2 separate regions of the Homo sapiens genome follow, and region 2 is linked to region 1. A link is a loop called in an ENCODE intact Hi-C map of the cell type or tissue named here. Cell type or tissue: endothelial cell of umbilical vein. All regions are shown on one strand.

Evidence for each region. Peaks named below come from ENCODE experiments on the same cell type or tissue, not always from the same donor. Only the 100,000 strongest peaks of a DNase experiment are listed, where the experiment ranks them.
Region 2: a loop joins it to region 1, with 4 times the contacts of the local background. A loop is called at or near these places in 3 of 110 quality-filtered maps.

What each region holds. Positions count from the first base shown.
Region 1 is chr9:16,704,112-16,706,611 of GRCh38, forward strand. All of the region lies in intron 3 of BNC2 (basonuclin zinc finger protein 2), which reads right to left. Among named protein-coding and RNA genes, the nearest start is that of BNC2-AS1, 21 kb to the right of the region's middle. RefSeq lists enhancers at 289-1,043, 2,451-2,500. In endothelial cell of umbilical vein, no CTCF peak of the experiment used is centred here; DNase peaks (open chromatin) are centred at 230 and 1,250; H3K4me3 peaks cover 1,020 bases; H3K27ac peaks cover 2,500 bases.
Region 2 is chr9:16,363,277-16,365,776 of GRCh38, forward strand. No RefSeq gene overlaps it. Among named protein-coding and RNA genes, the nearest start is that of LINC03041, 88 kb to the left of the region's middle. In endothelial cell of umbilical vein, no CTCF peak of the experiment used is centred here; DNase peaks (open chromatin) are centred at 415 and 1,255; H3K27ac peaks cover 1,075 bases.

The DNA of each region.
Region 1 (2,500 bases):
CATGAATATTTTATAAAGGCACACTGCATTATCAGAAAGCTGTTCCACACATCCACACTTTAATCTGTTATAAATTAACTTGAGTCAGTTCAAATGTTATATGTAATGCACACGATTACAACTGAAGTCAAATCATACACACCCTCAGTAACTGTAAGCCTAAAACAACTCCAACAGTGAATGAGACGGCTAGAGTTTTCCCTAAGGAAGGATAGGGGTTGGGGGCAATCTGCAAAATGGATATAACTGAGACAAATGCAAAGACTGAAAATATCCTAAAAACCTGAAGATGCTCGTGTGGTTTCACAACAAAGTCCCTTTATAAGATCCACAGCCCAAATGACTGCATCTTTCAACTGCTCCATTTCCAGAACTCCTGATTTTAAATCACACTGAAAACCTTTGGCTGCAATTGAATTAGCATGGTTGGATTTAGCCCTTCTAAATGCCAAAAAGGAAAAAAAAAAAAAAAGTACCATTCTAAAGTTTGTTTTGTTTTAAACTCGGATCTTCTGCATTCCAAAATTGTATCCCTCTGACTAATATAAACCGTTATTACAGAGAAATGGTTTTTTTTTTTAAAAAAAAAAAAAAAAGCCAGTGAAAAAGAATGAGGGAGTAGTAATGGTAACATACAGTACCATGAGCTGCAGCGGCCTCCCAGCCAGTGGTGCAAGGTTAACAGATCAGTCCTGGCCTTCGGGCAGACAGCAGAACACAGCCTTGGGGAAGGGGGGACAGGGACGGAGGCCAGGGGAGGGGGCCCGCTCTCAGGCAGTTTACACAAGAAGGCAGCTCAGCTCCTTTCTGGCGCACTCCTCCTCTCTATCTCCCAACCTCTTTGCGTGTGTCTTGTCATATTTTCTTCAGCTGTTAATTGTCCAGACTCCAAGACTTTAAACAGCCACAGTTTAGGAAAAAGCGAAACCCTTCTAAGTGACCATCACAGCAAATCAGCTTCATGCTAGTGGGTAAAATTTTCCAAGGGAAGTGTTCTTCTGATAGTTCCTGAGTCTCTAAGTCACCCCCACCCCCACCCCCACCGGCCGCCACACACACTCCCCTGGAGGGCTAAATGCACTGTGGCAATAAAACATTCATGCGACTTGGAATTTTAACACAATGCCATTTCCCTAGTTTAACCTGAAAGGAATGCACTAGTCACAACAGACTACATCATCCTGCCATTAAACCCTGCCAAGGAACCGCTTTTTTGGCCGCGCTGGGCCAGCTTTGACGGGAAAGGAGTACACAGACCCACACACTGAGCACAGAGGGGCCACCTCTGCTTCCTCAGCCTTATCCAGCAACACCCTGCTCTTGAACATGACCCCTGACCCCTTGCATTGTGACCAGCTTGTGAGGCATGTGTCACCCTGGAATTTCTGCAGAGCCACACACTGCGCAGGCCATTTGCTGCTCCCTCTCAACAGGCTCTTGGGCAGACGCCAAAGGTTCTTTCTTATTATTACTGCTACTATTGAAAGTCTTCTGTTTAAATGTAGGGATGCTTTTTCCTCGAGTTGTATGATAGTGTGGCTTGGGTTTTTTTTTCCCTCCTTTGTTTGTTTTGGACTTTTTAAAAAACAAACTTTACATTTGCATTGATAATTATGTTATTATTAATGACAAAATGATTCAGTATGGGGACTACTTATCAAAGGTGCCAGTTCTTTCACATTTAAGTGACATTCAATTTAGATTTACAAAACACCCAGAAACAATTCCTATTTCTCCAGAGAAGTTGAGAGAAAAATTCAAAGGGATTGAATCCTAAAACACCTACACTTAACCATTTTTATTTACATGCTATTATTACAAAACAAACAAGCAACAATATTAGATCAAAAAACTGGATTTACTGACTTATTGCTTGTGCAGAGAGTTCTGCCTTCCAAGCAACATAACTGACAAGCAACTATTTTAAAAAGTATGTATACCAAATGAAAAATTAAAATCATACTAAATGTTTACAAATGTTTTTATAATTTTAAAATTGTTCTCATGTAGCCCTTTATAACCAATCACAACAGTACTAATTTTTGCAAGTTAACAGAGGTCATAGTTTTGCACCCCAAAATACCCCTTTCTTCTTCTACCACTGATTCTCCTACCACTGAAGGATGTCTTCCAGATTGTCTTTTTCTGATCATTCATCTTATTAACTATCTTCATATGATGCACATTCACTTTCAATCTTGTCCAATTGTTTTATTATTCCTCTTCTCTACTGTAGTCATAGGCAATTCTAAAAAGCACAAAGTCCCCTCTTTTTGCCCTGACCTTGAGCTACAGCCAGGTGAGCTGTGATTATCCCTACAGAAGGCAGAAGGTGTTCCAGCTTTAATCTCCTGGAGTGAGGCCATGTCCCCTTTCAGTAACAAATGAAGAACATCTTACTTCATCTAAGAGAATACCCTAAAATACAAAATGATGATCTCAAAGCAGGTTAACATGCACATATAAAATAAAACCAAATTGTCTTCTTTAGAGTAATTTT
Region 2 (2,500 bases), 340 kb before region 1:
GCTGATTTAGAGGTGGGAGATCTAATAATAATAATTCCCGGGAATTGTAATAGCATCGCGGGGGACCCTGTACTAGGCACTGGATGTGGTCACTCCCACCTCATCCTCACATAACTGTGAGCTAGGGTGGTATTTTCTATGTCGCGCAGATAATAAAATTAAAGTCAAAGATATCCAGACACTTGTCCAAGGGCTAAACTGCAAATAAGAAGCAGAGTCAAGATGACATTCAGATCCAGCTGGCTTTGAAGCCCCTGCTTGTATCTGTTCAGAAGCTATGACAATTGCAGGGCCAAGACATGATCAAGGCCAGAACTAAGGTGCGGAAGCAAATACAGTAAAGAAAACAGCAGACAGAAAGCTGTGTGTCAGGGGAGGACTTGAGAGGACCCAGTGCAGACCCGAAGCTGCAGCAGACTGAGAGAGACATTCTCAGTCCTTCCTGCCTGTGCCTGCAGCAGGCATTGAACTGGATTGGCTTTTGAGCCCTACAAGGAACAATGATGGAAGGCTTTATTGCTGTGTTTTGCTTCAGAAAACTGGTAATTCTTACACATTTCATAAGCCAGGAGCAGAGTAATTATCCACTTATTTAAAGCCATCTCCTCATTTGTGTATTTATTCATTCAGGAAGCTGGTGGGGTGGGGCCGGGGAGGGTGGCAGAAACAGGAAACAAAATCCTGGAAACATCATTAATTATTATTTCCTAGAGATAGCAGTGCCGTGCTATTACCTGCTCATCACTCAAGGCCAGGCCCAACTCGTCCACCTTTTTTGGCTTCTGCTGCTTAGCATAGAGCCCTACACACAGTAGACATTCAACAGGTGCTTCGAGATAATGAGGCTGACGGTGTCACCCAGGAGACATCCCACTGCTGGGGTCCAGGCCCTGTCCCAAGTCTGGCTTGTGGGTCCTTAAGCAAGTCACTTAAAGTCTTGATGCCTCTGTGTATTCATTTGAAGGACAGGAATAATGATGGGACTTATCTCTCTGGGTTGTTAGTAAGATCAATGAGTTATGATAATGGAAGACTTAAAGCAGTGCATTCCAAAAAGATTAGCTGATATTAGTAGCCGTAGTATTGAATGCTTGGGTCCCATTAGGATCTGCTACCTTGTCTCAGCCACAGGCCCCCAGGGCTGGTGACGGGGATGCCTGGGTTATTAGATACAGGGCATTCATTGCCAAGCAGAAGCCTGAGCCCATTGTTCTGAGTAATTATGCTCAAAGTTCTCGGAACCTGCTTGTTTCTGTCCTTTTAGTATCGCCTCCTGTGCTACCGCTTGGCTCTGCGCCTAGACCGAGTCTGTGTTGGTTTCTGGAGTCTGCCACTTGCGGAAATGTCTATTTTAGCAGGGTGTCTCCTCTTGGCCTGGGAGGCCCTTGCTGAGCCCTGCTTTGTCCCCCTCAGGCATGTGGAGAAGCTGCTTTGGCTAACCCCTCCTGCCTACCAGGCCACAGATGCCTCAGGAAAGTACTGACTCTCCAGGCAGGAAGAAAGGAAACAGTTTTGTAGCTCTGACATTTTGGGGAAGGGGGTTCCTGGAAGCACCCTCACTTGCATCCCCAGTGGTCCCCTTCCCCTGAAGCTTCTAATGCAAACTTCATCTTTCTTCCCCAAGTTGACACACTTTTCTAACTTCCTGGACTCAACAGGGGATGAGCTTTCTTCGAAGCCCCTCTCCCCTACTGGTTTTCCCATCTCCCTCCCCACCTGACTCTGTGGGGAAGAAGAACTTTTGGTTTCTTGGTCTGACTGCTGGCCCATCAGCTTTCCTCCATGCCTCTCCTTTTGAATTTTCTGCCAAAAACTGACTTGACCTCCCACTTTTGAGAAAGCCATAGTCACATGGTACAAGAAGTTTTATCCTCCAGCCTCTTGACCTCTGCCTACCAAATCCCTCCTGCCTGTCCTCCACTGGCCACCCTCACAGCTTTCCCCACAGTGCAGACGCTTCCTTCCTTCCTTCCTTCCTAACGTAACCGCCCAGTGGTTCACCTTGTCCACAGCCTAGACAGAGCCGATTTAGCAAGACAGGGCAATGGCAATAGAGAAAGAGTAATTCTCACAGAGCTGGCTGTACAGGAGACTGGAGTTTTATTATTACTCAGTCTTGAAGAAAACTCTGGGATTGGGGGTTTTAAGGACAATTTGGTGGGTGGGGGCCAGTGAGTCCAGAGTGTTGATTGGGTCCGAGATGAAATCACAGGGAGTCAAAGCTGTCCTCTTGCACTTGAGCCAGTTCCTGGGTAGGGGCCATATGACTAGATGAGCCAGTTTATCCATCTGGGCGGTGCCAGCTGGTCCACCAAGTGCACGGTCTGCTAAACATCTTAGGCGCTGGTATCAGGTTTTATAATAATGATGTTATTCCCCAAGAGCAATTTGGGGAGGGTCAGAATCTTGTAGCCTCCAGCTGCATGACTCCCAAACCATAATTTCTAATCTTGCGGCCAATTTGTTAGTCCTGCAAAGGCAGACTAGTCCCTAGGCAGGA